2 separate regions of the Homo sapiens genome follow, and region 1 is linked to region 2. Evidence: chromatin loops called from intact Hi-C (ENCODE). Cell type or tissue: dorsolateral prefrontal cortex. All regions are shown on one strand. Links, peaks and the distances in the headings refer to the core of each region. The heading gives the core; the rest is flanking DNA. Region 1 overlaps KCNQ1 (potassium voltage-gated channel subfamily Q member 1). Region 2 holds the start of KCNQ1OT1 (KCNQ1 opposite strand/antisense transcript 1).

The links. A loop is a pair of places that touch in the nucleus more often than their neighbours do. Peaks named below come from ENCODE experiments on the same cell type or tissue, not always from the same donor. Only the 100,000 strongest peaks of a DNase experiment are listed, where the experiment ranks them.
Region 1: it touches region 2 in a loop (2.0-fold over the local background); 2 of 110 quality-filtered maps call a loop at or near these places.

The regions. Positions count from the first base shown.
Region 1 is chr11:2,799,173-2,809,263 of GRCh38, reverse strand. All of the region lies in intron 15 of KCNQ1 (potassium voltage-gated channel subfamily Q member 1), which reads right to left. It overlaps LOC124902614 (a long non-coding RNA gene), which reads left to right and starts at 9,140. Exons shown (of 3, transcript XR_007062554.1): 1 at 9,140-10,091. RefSeq lists enhancers at 3,726-4,225, 8,525-9,462. In dorsolateral prefrontal cortex, for the core only: no CTCF peak of the experiment used is centred there; DNase peaks (open chromatin) are centred at 1,803 and 4,063; H3K4me3 peaks cover 852 bases; H3K27ac peaks cover 866 bases; H3K27me3 peaks cover 307 bases.
Region 2 is chr11:2,695,101-2,705,191 of GRCh38, reverse strand. All of the region lies in intron 11 of KCNQ1 (potassium voltage-gated channel subfamily Q member 1), which reads right to left. KCNQ1OT1 (KCNQ1 opposite strand/antisense transcript 1) reads left to right here and starts at 5,198. Exons shown (of 1, transcript NR_002728.4): 1 at 5,198-10,091. RefSeq lists silencers at 4,715-4,784, 4,795-5,064 and an enhancer at 3,758-4,997. In dorsolateral prefrontal cortex, for the core only: no CTCF peak of the experiment used is centred there; DNase peaks (open chromatin) are centred at 2,208, 4,351 and 5,081; H3K4me3 peaks cover 3,933 bases; H3K27ac peaks cover 2,072 bases.

The DNA of each region.
Region 1 (10,091 bases), core at 845-8,844, 100 kb before region 2:
TGAAGAAACATTTATCTGAATTCAGCAATTCCTTCTGTTTTACTTTGGTTTCTTCTTAAAAAAAGAAAAAAATCAACAATTCAAAAGCTGCAGGCATCCCTTGATTCCATATTTATATTTGCTTCTGATGGTGTGTCTGTCTGTCTGCCCACTCATTCATCTACTCACTCACACATCCATTGTCTGGCCACCCACCTACCCACCCACCTACCCACCCCTCCATCCATCCATTCCTCCATTCCTCCATTTATCCATCCCTCCTTCCCTCCCTCCCTCCATCTCTGCATCTATTTCTCTGTCTCTCCATGCATCCATATATCCATCCATCCTTCCATCTGTCCACCCATCTATTCACCCATCTACCCACCCATTGTCCATGTGTTCATCCATCCATCCATTTATCCCTCCCCTAATCCTCCATACAACAATCTGTCCATCCATTAATCTGCCCATGTATCTAACCATCCTTTTTCTATGCAACATACAGAGAAGCGTCTGGAATGCTGCTCTCCTCACACTAAGGATGGGTATTTCTAGGATAACAAGGGGTATCCTAGGGAAAGGGGGCATGGTCATGAAGGTATTTACCTTTCATTTCAGACCTTTCTGTACTGTTGGAATTTTCTAGAAATTCAAATAGAACCAAGATTATCAATCAATCAATCACTCAATCAACCAACCTACCTGAGGACTCCCATTTAAAAAATTAATGATAGTTCTCTGTGGAGATATTATGGTCCTCTTTTGTTTTCTTCTCTGCTCAGTTCTGCATCAGAGCCTATTAATAGCAACTCTGAATGCTATTTTCAAATGCCCCTCCCTCGGAGGTCTTCCCTGACCACCCCTGTTCCTCTCCGGCACAGTGCCCTGCTTTGCTCCTGCACAGTAATTTTCCTGGTCTGTAATTACATGGTATATTTTTGACCGGGGTAGCTCTGTGATGCCAGGACCGAGTTCTAGCCCATCCCCGTAACACCTCCATTATCTTCCACTGGGATATCGCAGGGGCTTGGTGGGTGCTGGGGGAGGGCTGGAAGGCGGGCCAGCCTGGATGGGTTCACCCTCAATGCCCTGGGCAGATGGCATCAGATCTTGGTCTGGTGCTTGGCAGTGGGCAGGGAAAATAAGCCCACAGGGTGCCCAAGTGGTGCCCACAGTGGTGTCCATGAGAGGGGCGGGAAGCAGCCGCCTTCACTTGCCACGTGCCGGGCACTGGGCCAGGTGCTCAGTGGGGAGGGCTCCAGGTACCACCGGCCCTGCCCCCAGAGAGACCGTTCCTGTCTCATCCTTACAGATGTGGAAACCGAGGCTCCAGGAGGCTGTGCAAGGTGCCCAAACTTGGCCTTCTCTACCGCTGCTTCCCTCATGCTGCAGCCAGGGCTTGTCAGGGGCAGCCTCAAGTTGGTGACCGGATTGGGGGCCAGGAGGCATGGTGGGCAGGGAAGGTGGCCACTGGAGTATCGTGATGGGGGAAAGAGGCAGAGAGAGGTCGGAAGAGGCCGGTAGGTGGGAGGAAGTCAGGGAGGAGAGTGCGGGAAAGGCAGGCAGCTCGGGTGGGTGGGGAGGAGGCTGAGGGAAGGGGGGCCCTGGAGGGGGTGGGGGTGCCCCTCGCCCGCCTGTGCCCACCGCCGGCTGTCCTGGCGCGGGTTGCGGAGGCACTGGGCGGGAAGGCCTGGTAGGCTGGGCCCGAGGAGGGCCCGGCCCGGGAGTGTTCCGAGGAGGGATTTATTAGTGAAACAAAAGCATATTTTTCAGCAGGACTGTTTGTTCAGTTACCTCATGACATCGCGCTGGCCCCGGGCCCGGAGTGGGGGGGCGAGGAGGCCCAGTGCAGCGACCGCGGGCGGCACAGTCCCGCTCTCCATGGAGGGTCCCCTCCCGGCCTTATCTGGTCCCGGACATCAAAGCGGGGGCTTTTCATAAGCGAATTAAAATAGCACACAAACAGCACAGGGCTGGGAAGACCCCGGGCCAATTAGCTTCCAGCAGAATAGGAGGCCTTTCAGAGCCGGCCACGTTCGAGGCGTCGCTGCGGCTTGTCAGGCTCGATGAAATATTTTGCCCAAAGCTCATTATAATAATGAACCTGCATTTCTTTCCTCAAGAGAATAATTAGCAGACTTCCAAACGGGCTAAAGCAGCCATTTAAACACTGCCCCTTCATCGTCCCATTTACTTCATTCTGTGACAAGGAAACACTGGCGCCTTCCGAAAGAGCCGAGACTCCCAGCACCCTCCCTGCACGGTCACAGACTGTGGGGCCTGCAGAGAGGGGCTACGCCCCAGCCCCAGGGACCCCGCCCAACCTGTCACCCCTCCCCATGCCCCCGCTGGTGCTGTCCCGGTGGTGCCGTCCCTCTCGGGCTGGCCTGAGAGTGGAGAAGCAGAGGCCTTTGTGTGTCACCGGAGCCAGCACGCAAGCCAGGCTTTTACTGTCTCTGGGGGCACGCTATTCTCTCAGGGCACAAGAGAGGGGCGGGGAGGGGTCAGGTGGGGGCCACCCTCAAGGGAAACCTGAGCCCGAACGTACTCCCGGGCAGTGGTCTGGTACAGCTGAGCCTCTGATGATGCCCACGGAGAGAATGAATGGGGATCCCCCAGGACAGGTGGAAGATGGAGCTGGGGGCTGAGCAGGTTAGAGAAGGGTTACCTGCAGCCTCCTCGGAAAGCAGACACGGCCCAGCTGCTCGGTGGGGAGCACAGACAGGTTACCTGGTGCCTAGCCACTGGCACAACCGGGGTAAGGAAGAGGCAAGCCTGCGTTACACAGCCCAAGGCGGGTCGCCTACCCTCCCACATGGCTGGCACCACAGACAAGGAAGCCAGGCTTCACTGGGCACAGTGGCCCATGTGGCCCCAGGCAGGCTGGGAAGGACAGACAAATTACGGAGGGGCTAGCGTCCTCAGCAGGGAAGTCCCCTTGCTGCCTCCCTGCGTACCTCCCTCCCTTCCTCTCTCCCTCCCCTCTCTTCTTCCTCACTCCACATTGATTGTTTACTCTTTTTCTGTTATGGAGGTAAGAACCACTTACGGGAGAAATTTTGAAAAATATGAAAAAATCTGTTTCAAAAACATATCTCTAAGTCCACCCTCCAGAGACACGTTTCCGGGCATTTTCTGTAAGGTGATGTTTTGGGCACCACCTCCCACCCCAGAAACTGGGACCATGTTTGTCTCCAGTAACCTTGTACATGGGGCATTTTCCTGGGTCACTGAGGGATGACTGAAAGCTGCATAATTGTCCCTAATGTGCATAACAAGAACCAACATCCCGCAAATGCTGCACATGCGGTCTGTTTCCAATTTCTCACTATTATAAATAAGGCTGTGATTAGCTTGTTTGTGCATAACTCTGATTTGTTCTTTAGGGAGAGAATCCTGGAAGGAGGATTATGAGGTCAAGGGGGGAGGAATGTTTTTTAATCCCCGTGATACGTGTCATCAGAGCGATTTCTGGAGCAGGGAACCGGCTCATACTTCCATTTCTCCTCGGCTTCCCCAGCACGGAAGACCACACAATTAGGTTCATTTCTGCATCTTGCGTCTCTTCACTGAAACTCTTAGAGCAAGGGCTAGCACGCTTTTCTCTAAAGGGCCAGAGAGTAAATCGTTCTGGCTTCGTTGGTCACACGATCTCTGTTACAACGACTCAACTCTGCCAAGGTGGTGTAAGGTTAGCCAGGGACGATGTGTCCACCGGTGGGCGTGGCTATGTGCTATTAAAACTTTATTTACAAAAACAGGCAGCGGGGCCAGATGAGGCCCCAAGTCCACCTTACAGGATGAGTGCAGTGAGGACCTTCAGATCCTTTTGTAAATTGTCTTTCTAGTTCTTTGCCTGCTTTCCTACTGCGGGGCGAGTGCTTTTCTCATAGATTTGAGTTTTCACTTGCAAAATGTCGTCCCTCTCCGTCGTCGGCTGCAGTTTTCTCCCCAGCTTGCTGTCTGGTAGCAGCTTTGGGCAGGCAGGGAGGGGCCCTGTGCAGCTGCAGCCTTTGCTCTCCCCAGCCAGGCTGGAGCTGGGGGAAAGGCTCTGTGACCTGGGTCCCCAGCGGCCTGTGAACCACCCCTGCGTCTTCTAGAGACAAAGCCCTTGCTTCCGGCTCTCAGCCTCATCTCCACGTCTGGCTCAGCCTGACCCGCTGACACACCAGAGGGCTTGTCCGGCAGCTGCCCATGGGCAGAAACTCAGGCCCGGGATGGCCAGACACTCTTCCTGGTTTTGTTTTCAAACTGCTTCATTTTTACCCCGGGGGCCTCATTGCCTGTGGAACTCTGCCGTCCCTGTCAGCATTGTATCTGACTGTGGTGCTGCCTCTCCCTGACCACATGTGTTGTCACATGTTCCGGTGACCTGAGCCAGGTGGCCTGGGACAAATCCCAGCTGGCAACTGTGGGCCCGTGCCTCAGTCTCCTCATACACAAAATGGGATGAACAGCAGCATCAGTTTCATGGTGGGGACACATATTTCCAGCAGCTCCAGACGCTGGGTGTGGGCGCAGGGGAAGGCCTTGGTGTCGCCTCCGTCTGCAAGGCTCATCCTGTGCCAAGGGCCAGGAGAGTGTGGAGAATGGTGGCTGCAGCTTCACGCTGGGCAGTGCAACCCCACTCGTTAGCTTTTGCCTTTAGAAATATCAGCTATTTTCACCTCTTTATGCTTCTATATGAGCCCTGGAACCACTCTGTCAAGTTAGAAATTTCAGTGATGCTCTCCACAAACCCACAGACAAAACTGGGGTGACACCCAGCCCTCTGAGGGGAGCAGCCGGCTCTGTTCCGGCCTCCATCCCTCCCTCCCCTCATCTCTCCCAGCACCGTCAATACAGCCTTGTTTCTGCCCAGGGCGGCGGGGTTCTAGTTCACAGATGGGCTTGACCAGGCGGCCTGCATTCAGATCTCAGCTCTACCACTGAGTTGGGTGACTTGGTGGCAGTGGAGTATTTTGTGCCTCAGTTTCCCTTCTGCAAAATGACGTTGCAGGAGGCCTGTGCTTGCTGATGTGCCGAGGCATTTGCAGGGCTCGGTGGAGAGCAGGCACGTGGCATGGGTGGTGTGGGAGCTGGTGCACAGCATGGGTGAACTGCAGTTGTTTCTGGCCCTGTGAATATTGCTGCCTCTGTATCTTCTAATGGGCTACTGGGCGCTGTAGAGAATCCAGTGGGTCCCTGCAGCACTTCCTAAGAAAATGCAGAAGGAGCTCCAGGCTCCTCCCCGTGTGGTTCACCCGCCATCCCGTCCTTTCCCCTCTGCCTTCGACTCCCCGATACCTTCCGCTGCAGTTGGGGCTGCGGCCACATGCTGGCCAAGGCTCTGTGTGAGCCGAGTGGGATCTGCCAGGTGGCTGGAGCAGGTGGCAGAGGCGGCCCCATCCAATGGCTGGTGTGGGGTGTCCTGAGTACCTGAGTGTGCATAAAAGCTGACCCTGGGGTCCATGGGCATAGCAGGGTGGGAGCTGGTGGGCCCGAGGTGGGGATGAGAGGGGAGGAGGGAAGTGGGGAGAGGATCAGGGAGTGCTTCTGAGAGGCCAGGAGAAAGAAGGGCACAGGAGCTCCCTGGCAAGTCTGGGCAGGCCACAGCCCTGGGCATTTGGGGGACAGGCTGGGGGTGGGCAGGCTGGGGCAGGCCGGGACCTGGAGATGGGGCTGCAGACGGTACAGGCCTAGGCTTGTGTCCCCAGTCCTGGCGGGCTCCACTGAAGCCCCATCACCCCCAGCTCTGCCAGTGCCTGCAGGGAGAAAGGGCGAGGTTTGGGAACAACTGGCTCCTGCTCCCCATCACACCACCTGGGTACCCCTAAAGCTCCTGGGAACACAGGTGCATTCTCCAGAGCCCAGAAGGCACCGTGGTCTGGAGGGAATATCATTCTACACACACCATGGGAACTCTGCCACATCCTCCAAGCCCCATCCCCACCTCGCCGAGTCCTGCCACCGTCCAGGCTGACCTGGGCCCCCAGGAAGCCCTTGCTGACTCCGGGGCCCTATTTTTTCCTGACTAGGGGCGAGTCCTTGGGAGGATGCTCCAGACAGTCCCAGGGTCTTCTGGCAAAGCCATGGCAGGTCCTCCAGCAAAGCCAGGGCGGTTCCTGGGTGCCCGTGGGGGGGGGGGCCCGGCTGGGTTTTCTGGGCTACCCTGAGCCCCTTGCTCACTCTGCCCCTCACCATTGACTCCCGTGGCCTTCCGGCTGATGGGCACTCCCATCCTGCCACCTTCCCTTCATGTCACCTCCTGCTCTGAGAGAGTGGCCAGGGCCAGCTCCTCTGGGTGGCGAAGTGGAGCTGAGGGGTTGCCCTGTGGTGGCCAGGGCACTGTCTAGCCCACCTCCCTGGCTGGCCGGTCTGGCCTTTGCAGGTAGCGCTGTAGGGTCTGCTGGGGCTGGGGGCTTCTGGACTCTGAGTGGGGAAATGCTCAGGGAACGTCCAAGGGTGGGTGGCCACTCAGCTTCCCCATTCCGGGACTGTGAGGTGAAGGGCTGGGAGCATGCAGTGGCTTCTCCCCTCTAGCTCGCAGTCTTCAGGAGACAACCCCGCCCTGCAAACGCCTCCTTCCTGGACCCAGCCCCTCTGTTCCCCAGTGAGTGTCATCTAGGGGTTTGACCGGGAGAATGAGCATCTGCTGGGCCTCTTGCCACTAAGCCTTGGGGTCTGGCCCTATACCCTGGGGACCCAGGAGGCACTAGGCTGGCTCCTGAGAGGCAGGGTGGCTGCCAGAGCCACGGTCCCCAGAGAGCAGAACTTTATGAGAGGGCACTGAGCCAAGGCCCCCAGCTCCTGGAGTCTCCAGGGGGCTTAATTAATAGACATTGGGCAGGCCCATGAAGGGCTGCCTGCGCCCGAGGATGGCACATTCCAGGGCAGGCTCCCCGCTGCCTCAGTGGCCCCCTTGGGATGACAGTTAATACTGGTGAGGGCTGGGAGGCTGTGCTGGTGGCCCCAGTGCTGCCGGCTGGCGACAGGGCCGGAGCCAGGGCTAAACCCCTGTCCTGCTGCCCTCAAAGCCAGCTCTGTCACTGTGAGGACAGAGGCGACAGCTCACAGACCAGGTGGGCTTCGCATTGTCAGAAGGCGGGTGTGGCTGAAGCTGGGCACCCTGTGGCCTCCCCCTGCCTGACCCCTGGAAAAGCGGAGTGGAGGGTGGATGGGCCCCAACACCCTCAGCACGTCCTGGGCCGGTGTGAGTCTGGGTGAATGTGCCCACCGCGCCCCGCTCCGCAGCTGGCGAAATCGCCTCCAGCCACAGAGAATACAAAGCTCCCCCAACACCCTACTGGAGGCAAAGACCCCAGACCCTGCTCTGGCTTTTTCTGTGCTTGGGCCTGCCCGGGGCTCCAGCCTTCTGAGGTCTGTGCTGCCAAGAAGAGCAAGGGAGGAGGCAGTGTTAACCCAGGGGCTGCGGGGACACCATCCCTGTCACTGCTGGTCTTCCCTGGCGCAGGCAGTGGGCGTGGCCCTGAGAGGCAAGGACACCCCCGCAACAAGCTCTCCCCTCCCTCACTTCCTGCCCTTCAGCATGCAGTGGGGGCATCTCCCCAGGCTCCAGTGGCCCGACGGAGGACTTGTGTTATGAACTGAACTGTGCCCTCCTAAATTCACATGTTGAAGCCCTAATCCCCAATGTGACTGTGTTTGGAGACGAGGCCTTTAGGAGGTGATAAATATTAAAGGAGACTGTGAAGGCAGGGCCTTGGTCCCATAGGACTCACGTCTTTGCAAGAGAAGGCGGCAGCACCAGGGATGTGTAAGCACAGAGGAAGGGCCCAGCCTATGAGCCAGGAAGAGGGCCCTCACCAGGAGCCGACCCTTCCACAACCTTGCTCTCGGACTTCCAGCCTCCAGAACTGTGAGGAATAAATTTCTCTCACCTAAGTCCCCTGGTCTGAAGCCTTTGCTGCTGAGCCAGCTGATACGACTGGCCAGCAGGAAGCTGGAGAGCTAGAGGGGACTGCAAGGGCAGGTGAGTGCCCGCCCCTACAGGCACAGGGCAGGGTCCGGCACCCCGAGTGGGTCAGAAGCCAGTCCACCTACAGACAGCTCCACGTGACAGCCATGGAGCCCAGTATCCTGTTGGAACTGGGGAGCCTCTAGGGGGCTGGTCTGTGCAAAGAGTGGACCCACTCCAAACCTGACTGCACTCTACCCTTCCACCATCTCTAGTCTGTCTGGGCCACCAGCACCCCAGGAGCCACTGCCTGGCCCTGCCCCAGCCCTGCACCCACCTCCATTGCTTCTGTCACCAGCTCTGGCACCTCCCATTACCAGTGTCCCCACCCTGGGCACACCTGGTCTCCTGCCTCCCCATGCCTTCTGGAACATTCTCTAGAATGGGCTCTGAGACCCTGTCCTCATGAGTGCCTGCCAGCCACACCTTCTCCTCCTGCCCCAGCGCCATCCTGTTCTCTGCTCTTACCATAGCTGAATTCTCCCATAACTTGGGGAATGGTGACGGCAGATGGTCACTGAGTGGACAGCACCTGCTCTTCTCCGTGCTCAATGGGGATCTCCTGAACCCCCGCAAGCATGTCCCCATTTTAGGGTTGAAGAAACTGAGTCACAGAGAGGCTATGTGTGGTGCCCAGATTTACACAATGATAAGCTGGGCGTTGGACCTTGGCATCAAAACCCTTTCCACTTCAAGCTTGGAACCTTCACGGCCACAGCTGCTCTGGCCCCCGGTTCTGTAAACGCCACCTCAATCCTGTGCGGGACCCAGGCCCCTTCCCCCACTCCCTGGGCCCTACACAGCCTCAGAGCAGGCAAAGTGGGGAGGGCTGCAGCTGGGAGTACCCAGGTTTGGGCCGAGGTGAGGCAAGTGGGGTGGGGAAGAAAGAGGCTACAAAGCTGGCAGGGGCTGGGAGTGGTTCCAAGGACAGCCCAGGGGTCTGGGCTCAGCTGCCTGCACTGAGGCGCTGGAAACCTCCTCTATAGCCTCTGCCCAGTAGGAAGCAGGAACGGCTGTCAGCCCCCTCTTTGCAGGGTTACCCTGCTGGGGGAGGCCTCTGTCCCTCCCACACCCTCAGGCCACTGGGATGGAGCAGGAAGTGGCTTTATTCCCTTCTTGAAGGTGGCGGGAAAGGATCCCAGATCTGTGACCTCCTGGCCTTTTGGGTGGGGCTGTGGGCTCTGGAGACAGGGCAGGGTCAGAGCCCTGGGAACTGTGGACGTCTGCATCTGCTCACAGCCCCCAGGTCCCAGCAGCCTTATCGGAGCCCTTGGCTGGGAGCCTGGAGACCTGAGGGTGGCTGAGCCGGCACCATGCTTCTACCCCACCCTTAGGCAGCTACCCAGGCCTCTCCGGACCTCAGTTCTGCATCTTCAAAATGGGGTCGCCCAGGTAGACATGAGGACTGACGGGCAGGCGTGGGACACTTGGAGCTCAGGAGGGCAGGCACCGAAAACACACACCCTCTGTGCTGTGACTGGAACCCCCCATGCAGCCTGCCGACTCATTTCCACTCTGTACAACTCTACTGAGAAGCTCCTCTAAATGTTCCCGATTCCAACCCAGAAATTCTGCTCCTGGCAAATCAAACACAAGGGAAAAATGCAGAGGAGGGTATTTGCTGTAACAGGATGGAGAACGGTGACTACCTGCAGACAGCACAGATGCTGCTCCCTGGACACCGAGTGCACGAGCCCCTTGGAACTTCCCTTTGGCTGTCTTGGATACAACATATACACACCACACTCACACACACAAACACCACACACACGATACATGCAGACACAACACACACCACACTCACACGTAGAAGACACACCACATACAACAAAACACACACACTGCCCTCACATACAAACACACCACACCACACATGCCAACACACACTGTGTCCAGGCATGCAAGCATGCTACACACCACACCACACACACACACACACACACACACACTCGAACTTACAGCTACAGAAGTTAAACATCACATTCCACTTCAGTCCATTCCAAAGAGCGCTGGTTGTCACCACAACAGTGACCTCCTGGCCCACCATGGATGGACAGCCACATGGAATCTGAGCACCACCGCCCCCGTGGTCCGGCCCCTGCCTGCCTCTGAGAGTTTCTCTCCTGCGCTGCTCTCTCACTCACTTTGATGC
Region 2 (10,091 bases), core at 1,204-9,203:
CTGGGAGTGACCCTAACACAGCACTGTTGTCTGAGGGCATTCCCCGAGCAGCCCATGCTGAGGCTGCTCTTGCATGGGGGCTGAGACTGTCCTGGAATGGGGGATTCCCTGAGGGAGCAGGACCTGCATCTGTCACACTCTGTCAGCCTGAGCCGTGTGCCTCTCCCTGGGCCTTGGGTAGCTAAGACGGCAATGGACACCACAAACAGGCCATGCCACAGGGTGACAGTGCCCCAGAGCCACAGAGTTGTCACTGCAGCTGGGTGGAGGGATAGGGTCTGACCCCACTATATCCAAGCCAGATCTTCAGAAACCCTCCAAACCCGTCCTTCCCTTGGGCTCGCTCGTGGTCATACATGCACTAGGCTGCTACCCCTGTTGGATGCTGAGGGCTACCTTAAGCTCCTCCCTGTCCTCAGCCAGAAGTCTAGACAAAGTTGCCGCCTGAGGGAGCCCAGCCTGGCACTTCTCACACCTCCACAGATGCTCGCTTTCTCCAACCCTCCCATCTCTCTCACTGGGTGACGGCAAGTCCCCCGTAGTCTTCCCCCTCACCCTGCTGCCTCTCTTCAGTTCTCTCTCTGTTCAGCAGCCAGAGTGACCTTTCTAGAAGGGAGATCTGATCCTTGGCACTGCCTTGCCCAAAACCTCCTAGAGACTCCCCACTGTGCCTCCCCTCTGACGACAGCCTACAAGGCCCAAAAGGACCCAGAGCCTGCCCATCCTGGTGGGGATGTGATTTGGGTGGGGACATGAGTCCATGCCACCTGTGGGTACAGCAGAGACCTGGGGCAGGAAGTCAAGTAAACATGTCTCAAAGGAATAGCCGTCTCATGGGCTCAGTGGGAACAGAGTTGACAACAGGCCCATGTACCTGAAACCATCAAGTTGGAAGGGAAGCCCCAGTGGAATGCAGGTGCAGGCGACACACAGGCCACAGGAGGCGGAAGATTCTGGAACAAGGACATGGGCTGCAGGGTCAGCAGAAACCTATGACCAGTGAAGGAAGAAGGTGGGCGTTGCAGGATCACAGAGCCCTTACCCAGGACAGCTGCAGTGGTGGGTGTGTGGACCAATGCATGCAAAAAGCCTCACTGAAGGGGACCGAGGAGGGGCCACAGACTGCCAACTGCAAGGGCTGACCTTAAGAGCAGGCTTCCTGGCAATGCATCAGCCACTCAGGGATAACCCTGAGGTCCTAACCACCCCCACTCCCCCACGTTCCTGTCCACTCCTGAGAGCAGCGTGGGGTGGGGCCTTTCTTCAGATGGACTGCGGAGGCTGCCACGTGGCCCTGGGCCTCTCAGCTTCCGAGGGAAGCAGCAACTTGGGAACCTGGCTGGGTCTGAAGATGGTTCCACCCTTAGACTCCGAGGGTGGGGGCAGGGTAGGGAGAGAATTGAGGCCCACAGAACTCCTTGGCCAGGGCCTGCCACACATCCTGCTGCTTGGGTGAGGGGCTCCCACAGCAGTTCTTTCTCCTGCCTTGCACTGCAGAAGAGGACTGGTGTTTCCCCTGGGACACCGCCGGGGCTCTGGGCCCCATCTGCACTTCTGTGCTGGCAAATGCAAAAGAATTAGCTCAGCAACTTCCTCCCCTAATCCCCCACCCCCACTCTAAATACCTTGGAATCAAGAGAAAAGCCGAGTGGACGTTTTGAGCCTAATTCTCTTCAGCTGTGAGTGCGTGTGTGCGTGCGTGCTCTCGGGTGCACAGGCTTGCAAGGGAACCTTTTGAACCCCAAAGAGTAAAGCTGGAGGGAGTGCAAGGAACGCTAGCTCAGCCCCTACCATGTACAGATGAGGCAAACCAGACACAAAAGGAGAATGGGACCTGCCCTCTGTCACGTGGGGAGCTCAGGGAGTGGCCACCAGGTGCCCAGGCTCTCTGTCTCACACCCACCCCTGCAGCCTTGAGTCCCAAGAAGGTGACAAGGTGCAGGCGCCAAATTTCAAAGCCTTCCACAACCCACAGAACAATTCAGAAAGGGAGCTGGCCGTGACTGCAGCCCCCTCCCAGAATTCTGCCATGGTGCCCAAGGCCAGCCCTGGGCTCACCTCCCAGCCTGCCTGGCAGCCCCCATCTGCCTCTGGGGCTGGCCTGGAGTCCGCCCAGCCTCACATGCTTCTCTAGCCAATTCCCACGTGTCTCTTGTCGCCCGACGAGACAACAAACCCCTCTCAGTCTCGGCCTGTTTTCCTCTCCACTCTTCCCCCAAAGGACTAGAGGAGGCGGGAGTGGGGGCACACAACAGGTGCGCTGGGCTGGCAGGCGGCGCTGGCTGATTGACGGCACCCCGTGTGTGGCGAGGGGGTGAGGAGCAGAGGACATAGGACACAGAACTGTCCTTCCTGACCACGTCTGGTGAGCTGGTCACAAACAATAGTGACAGGCTCCTTGGCCTGGCAACCCCACTGCTAAGAGTACTCAAGGAGACCTCACACAAGCACACAAGGTGAGGTGCCCATGGAATATCACAGGCGGGGAATTTGTCAGGGAAAAATCCAAGTGCCCAGGAGCTTGGGGTCTGAGGTTCCAGGGTTAGGTAGAGGGTGGAGGCAAGCCCAGAACATGAAAATCTATATAAATGAATCAACTACTTGTAAGATATGTCCCCATCCAGGCCCACAATTAGAACCCACAGTTTTGTTAAGTGTAAGACCAAATAAGCTCAATTTTCATGACTTTACAAATCAGTTTTCAAGATAAAAATCCTAACCAACACCCTTTGTCACTCTTTAGTAGGAGGGTGGACACCATTTTAAGTGAAATTGATTTAGGGAGCTTTTCAGCCTGTGTTCGACATCCTTGGAGAACACAACAACAAAGGCTGGGAGACAGCTCTGTGTCCAAGAGCGAGGACTGAAGGAGTCCACCAGGCTACCTCCTCCATCTGATGCAGCTAACAAAGGCCCAAAGAAAAATGGCCACGTTTCGAAAATCTGTCTTTCCCACCAGAATGTAAACCCCACATGAGTGGGACTTTTATTCTGGTGAAATCTGTGAAATGACTCTGAAGACCTGGGATCCTGCTCCCCTGACCTCCTGGGGAGGTAGAAATGGACATGCAGGGAGGGTGATCAGGGGAGGATTCTGGCCTCCTGAGGAAGGCTGAGGAAGGCCAGAGGAGGCCTGGGGGCCACAGTGAGGCTGGAATTGAGCTGCACCCCAAGCAGCAAAAAGGAGCAGGACAGGGGCCTGAGGCCACCCTCAACTCAACATTCCTGACCCTGTCTTCTCACATAATCTCTCTCGTTTCCTATCTCAATGGCTCCAAGAGGCTGTCAGCATCACCTCCATCCTACAGGCGGGGAAATGAGACTTGCAGGTATCTCTGCATTGCAGAGTCCAGGCCAGGGTCAGGACTCCAGCCCTGCCCTGCTCTTTTTGGTCAGGGGCAGAGAATAATAGTGGTCACTGAGTGGGAGTTGTGATCCTTTGGATGTCAAGAGAGAGGCTGGGCACAGAGGAAGCAGGCAGACAGGCAGCTGATAATCTGTCCTGAGGAGGCAGGAAGGTGGGAAAGCCACTTGGGAGCTGAAGTTCCAAGCTCCATTTTCCCCTCAGACTTCACTTCTAAAACACAAGTTCAAAGATAGTAACTATCAAGAATTTCAAGACAGTGACATTATAGCGTGAAACCCTGAGTCTGGGGTGCACCTGAGCACTGGCTCTGAGTGATGGCACTGGTTGCACAGCTGCCTCTCGGACAGGCAGATGACAAAAACTTCCCAGCTAGATAGTGAGGGTGGACTGCGCCCTCTGATCAGACACATGAACTCCCTGGGCCAGTGCGAAGGGACAGGCGCCCAGGGGATGTGTCACTTGTGCCCAGATTGCCTGTGGGCTGAGCAGGAGGCAGGGAGTGGACTCATCTGGGCGTCGTTGCTGAAGGCCTGAAAGGAATCACTTGCTGCCTGAAAAAATGACACCATTTTCTCTTTCTCTTCTGGGCTGAAGAACAACAAAACCCCCAACCCGGTCACCCTTGGAGAGAGATTCCTGGCTCTCCCGTAGACGTATATTTTCGGCAGAGGCAGTGAAGATGAATGGCCTCCTTGCGTGCCTTGGTGGGGGGACGGCTGGCTCGCTTGGCTGGCTCCAGCCTCCCCCTTCCTCCTGTGTTTGAGGTCAACCCTGGGTTGGGGTTGTAACAACTTTCGAGAACATACCCAGAGTCCTGCATTCCAACACTGTTTTTGCAGTCCACATGGAAGGGCCAAACGGCCCCCAGCCTTGCCAGGGAAGCCTCAGGGTGTGAACTTCTAGAGGGGGCTTTTGTGACCCAGGCTTTTGTCCCCGGAGTTTATGGCAATGCTTGGCATTCAGAAGGCGCGCGCCAGCGGCGCGGAGGGGACGGACAAGGGGAGGGGCCGGCAGACGCGGTCAAGTGTCACGCCCGGATGGGGGATGGGAGGTGGGCAGGGCGGGCCCGGCCGGGCGCTGGCAGGCGCGGGGCGCCCTCGGCGCTGCCCTTTGCCAGGTGGGTGGCCTGGCATGTCCCGGCCACCCCTGCCACTCACCCCCTGAGGTCCCAAGTCCTCAGGGGTGAGCGGCAGACACGGGTGTTCCAGGCACAGCAGTGGGGGCTTCAGAACATCCCGATCCCCTGCATGGACCCGCTGGGAGGGGGGAAAACGCCTCCCGCACCCGGTGCCACGGCGGTGGAGACCTTGCCCGGGTTCGAGGGTCGCTGCAGCGGCGCCGGCGGAGGGGCTGGTCTCGGGCGTGGCCTGGACGCCCACAGGCCTCCACACCGAGGGCCCACAGCAGTGTCGGGGTGCGGCCGCTGTCCTCACGCGGTCACCCCGGGGTGGTGAACACATCACGCAGAGAACTGGCCCGTGTCTCCAGCTCACCCCGGCGATGCCAACGCTGAGGCTGGCGCTGGCCCCGGCCCCCGGTGGTGCTCAGGGACGACGGGTGGGGGCAGGGAGGGCGGCGGCTCGCGCCACCTCACACCCAGCCAGTGCCTCATGCGGCGCTGGACCCGCTGGGCCAATCTGAGCCCGGGTGGCATCAAAACGAGACTCTTTCGGCCAATGACAGGACACGGCACATCACTTTCCGCACCCAGCCAATCCGTGCAGCAGCCCGCCGCAAGCCTTCCCCTGCTGCCGCCCAATCAGCAGGTGGGGGGCGGTCGCCACGTCGGCAGCGGCGGGGGCAGTCGGAGCGCTGCCGCAGTCTCCAGGCAGAACGGTCGCCGCGTCGCCTCAGCACGGACCTCCAGGGAGCTCCTCAGCAAGATCCTGCCAGGGCGCCCCTCAGCGCGATTCTGCCGGGGTGCCTCTCAGCGTGGTCCTCCCCGGGGCTCCTCAGCACGATTCTCCCGGTGCGCCCCTCAGCGCGGTCCTCCTCGGTGCGTCAGTCATCGTGGTTCTCCCCGGCGCGCCCCTCGGCGCGGTTCTCCTCGGGGCTCCTCAGCGCGGCGCTCTTCTGGGGGCTCCTCGGCGCAGTTCTCCCCGGGGACTCCTCGGCGCCGTTCTCCTCGGGGCACCCGGGGCTTTTCGGCGCGGTTCTCCCCGGGGGTTCTTCGGCGCGGTTGTCCCCGGGGGTTCTTCGGCGCGGTTCTCTCCGGGGGCCTCTCGCCGCGGTTCTGTTCTCCCCGGGGGCTCCTCAGCATGGTTCTCCTCCGCGCGGTCCTCCCTGGGCCTCCTCAGCGCGGCACTCTCCTGGGGGCTCCTCAGCGCGGCACTCTCCCCGGGGGCTCCTCAGCGCGGCACTCTCCCGGCGGCTCCTCAGTGCGGTTCTCCCAGACTCTCCTCAGCGCGGCCCTCCCCATCTCTCTGGGAGGGTTTGAACACGGTCAGCACGGACCTGGGCGGACGGCGCGGGACGGGTGATCACTGGCGTTGCTGAGGTGAGCTGTGTGCCCCGCGGCCGTCCCAGATCACAGGCGTCAGCAGTGCAGCCTGGCCTGGGCAGTGCGCTCCCATCTGCACCTTATGGACAGCGTGGCCAGGGTCGAGGTCCGAGTTCCTGGCCGCGTCCCAAGGATCGGATTCCGGGTCTATAGTTCTCATGGTGGTTCAGAGTGGGCTGAATTGGGATTGGAGTCTGGAATCCGCATCGTGGTTCTGAGTCCGCGCTATTGGGATGGAAGTTGGGAATCCATGTTGTGGTTTTGAGTCAAAGCCCGAATTGGGACCGGAGTCGGAAATCCACTTAGTGGTTCTGAGTCAGGGCCCGAATTAGGATCGGAGGTGGGAATCCCCGTTGTGGTTCTGAGTTAGGTATCCTAGTTGGGATCAGAATTCGGGTCTAGGGTCCACATCCTGGCTGGGAGTTTGCCTGAGTTGGGATCTGAGTAGTTGGGGTCCCAGTCAGTCCGGGTCTGGAGTCCGCATGGTGGTTTTAGGTAGGGCCTCATTAGGGACAGAGGATCGGGAGTCTGAGTTGGGGACCTGAATCCCGGTCTGGAGTCTGCATCATGGCTCTGAGTTGAGATCCAAGGGAGGTCCGAGTTGGCGACTGGAGTCAGGGTCTGGAGTCTGTCTTTGGGTAGAGGTTCTGAATGGGGGGCTCTGAGTTAAGAGATTGGGATTGGGGTTAGAGGTCTCAGTGGGGTATGGGAGTCAGGAATTGAAGTCGAAGTTCTGCCTCTAGGTGGGGATTCTGAGTCAGGAATTAGGGGGCGAAGTAAAGGTTGCAGTCTGAGTTGGGGGTGGTGATCACCTGCCAGGTGAGAGGTAGTGGTAGAAGTCTCTTGGTCATATTGGAGATGAGAGTTGATCAGATGCAGGTCTCAGTCTGGGTAGTAGGCTTGAAGGGCCACCACTATGTTCAGATCCCAGTACCCCACTGTGGTCCCTGAGCAGGTCAAATAGCCTTTTATATAAAATTGAGAGTAAGAGTGCCTTCCCACAGCACTGTTCTGGTTATGAAAGAGAATAATTCATCCAGGTAGAATAGTTCTGTCTTAGATTATCACAAAGTATAAAAACTTTCCTGATAATATCCACATTTGATGTGCATTTACCAGTTCTTTCTTTACTGTGGTGCCCCTTTTGCTAGACCAAAAGCTCCCAACGAGGAACTCTGTTTTGTTTTCTGCTGCCTGCTCTGTACCCAGCCAAGAGCCTGATACACAGCCTTACTCAGTCAGTACTTGAAGGAAAGCAGGCAGGCAGGATTAACCAGATTTCTATGGTGTCTCAAATGATCCATTTCTGCACCTGTTTTCCAGATACTCAGTAGGAGAAAAATTTAAGGATTGAGTTGCTTGATTATGGGTGTATTTTAATGTGTTTCCTAACATGCTGAGGAGAAAAGTGGGTCTGTTTCAGGATTTATGCTCCAGCTAGAGGGATTTTTTAAAATTGCGAATCAGAGCATGTCCAAATTCAGATAGAAAGCACAAGAAAACTATAAAGAATTTCCCTTATGAATGTAGATGCAGAAGTTCCTTGTACAATGCTAGCTAACTGAATCCAATAATATGTATTAAACAACAATTCTTAAACAAGTGGGATTGCTCTTAGGAATGCAAAGATGATCCAATATCAGAAACTTTATCCATGTAATTCACATTAAGAGGCTACAGGAGAAAAACCATATGGTTCCCTCAATAGAGGCAGAAAAAAATGATGTGATAAAGTTTAACGCCTATGTGTGATTTTGGGGTAGTGGAGTACACCACTTAGCAAGCCAGGACTAGAGAGGAACTTCTTCAACTTGATACAAGTTATAAACCAAAACTTAACTTTTCAGTAAACTTGATAGAGAAATTAAAAGTGTATCATTCTCTTTAAGATAAGGAGTAGGCCAAGGATGTCATCCTGGCCATACCCTAATACAAGAAAAAGAAATGGGGATGTGAGGATCAGGTAGGAAGTGATAAAACTTAGTGTAGCTCATAGGGTTGATGGTCTCCATAAAGATTCTCAAACATTTTGGTGTTACGACTTGTTGTATTCTTAAAAGTTATTGAAACCCCCAAAGGGCTTTTCTTGATAGAGATTCTATCTGTTGATAGTTACCATCTTAGAAGTTAAAACTAAGAAATGTTTAAAGCAGAACTATACAAGCACATATTCCACTGGGGTCATGGTGTGCTGCCTCTGGAAAACTCTTTATCTTTGTGAGAATGAAAGAAAAGGCAAATAATGTCGAGTATTATTATGAAAATGTTTTTGACCTTTCCTGAAAGGGTCTGGGGGGCTCTCTGGAATCCCCAGACTACACTTTGAAAATTACTGGGCTACATGGAAAAAAAAAATTAAGGAACTTAACAACTAAAGAGAGATTTCAGATTTCAGAGAGGTTTTGGATATAAGATCAGTGTACTCAAAACAAAAAACAAAAACAAACCACATTTCTTTATGCCAATAGCAACTGACTAAAAAAAAGCATAATAGAGATTAGGACAGCAATCAGAATAGCAGCAAAATTTATACCAGTCTAGGAATTAACAAAGACGACGACTTTTATGGAAAAAATTTTAAAACTCTATTGGAGGATATAGAGGGAGATCTTTCCATATGCAGAGACATTTTATTTTCTTGAACAGGGCAACTTGGCATTAGAATGACGTCAGGATTTTCCAAATCTGTTAAGTTCAACAGGACTCCACTCAAACTTCCAGTTGGAGGGCTTGAGTAATTTAACAAACATATTCTAAAATGTATGTGGAAGAAAAATATTTGTAAATGCCAACTGAACTTTTGAAAAGGAGAGCAGAGGACTTCTGCTGGCAGATACCAGGGCACACGCCAACTTCAGCAATCAGAGCGGTGTGGTGACAGAGGCCCAGAAGAGAGCTCAGAGGTAACTCCAAGTCTAGAGGAAGGGGACATGTGATAAAGGTGGCACCACATATCAGTGGGGACTGTTCAGAAGATGATGTTGGAAAGCCAGCCCTAAAATGGAGGAATAGGAATATGGATTCCTAACTGAGCCCCTAGGAAAAGTAGACTCCAAATGGACTAAATATTTGAAAGCAAAAGGTAGTTGCCATTTGTTTAATAGGAGAAAAAATGAATAATCTCCAGGGCCAGGGTGGCCGTGGGGTTCTTAAACAGGATCCAGAAAGCACAAACCTCAAGACTAAAATGTATGAACTTGAATGCATTAATGATTATGGATTAAGGATTTCTGTTAAATAAATCCATCATGGCAAGGGTCAAGACTGTTTTCATAATAATACTAAGGAAACAATTTGCGTTTTTCACTTTTACACTCATGAATGTAACTTTGCCATGACTCATTACAAGATATTTGAAACAATTAAAGCTGAGGAGGGAACAACAGCTAAAATATACCAGAAAGCACCACAAATCATTAAGAAAAAGGTAGGAAGATTGCCAGTTTGCAGGAGGGTTAACAAACAGATGAAAATTTGCCCAAGCTAATCAGTTATCAGAGAAATGTAAATGAAAGCAACAGCTATTCTTCATAGGAGAAGCATTAGAAAGTAGGATAAGGCCAAGTGTTGGCAGAAGGCAAGGAACAAGCCTCCCTGTGTGCTGCAGGTGGGGACGGAGACAGGCACAGACGTTCTGAAGAGCTGGCCAACACTTCTTCCTCAAATAAAATATTTTATACCTGTGGCCCAGCAGTTTCCCTCCTAAGTAAACATGCTGGAGCAGTTCTCACCCAGAACAACGAGAGGCTGTGTGTGTGCATGCTCAGGGCAGCATGGCCCATAGGGGTGGGCAGTTGGAGCTGGTCACTGTGGTTAGGAGCAGGGGACTAGATGTACACTTCACAAGATAGAGACGCGTGGAAACACAGTGCTGAGTGACACAAATGCCAAACAGAAAGAGGGCCTCAGTACATGACTGTGTATTTAAATTAAAATTACACACCACCCAGACACGCAGTACTAGGGAGTGCTCGTGAGTGCACACACACACACACAATGATATAAATAAATTACCCTGGAGAAGCTGTTTGTGTAGGGAGGAGAGCAAGGATAGAGGCTAGAGATGAAGTGGAAAAGCATGGAGAGGAAGAGAGCGGTGACTTTATGCAGACCCTTACAGGGTGACAGTGTTTCATAGGCTGAGGGCTGTGATCAACTCTGTGCAGAGTCCCAAAAGCCAAGAACCAACGAATGAATGTGCCTCCATGACTCTCCTGCCAGATA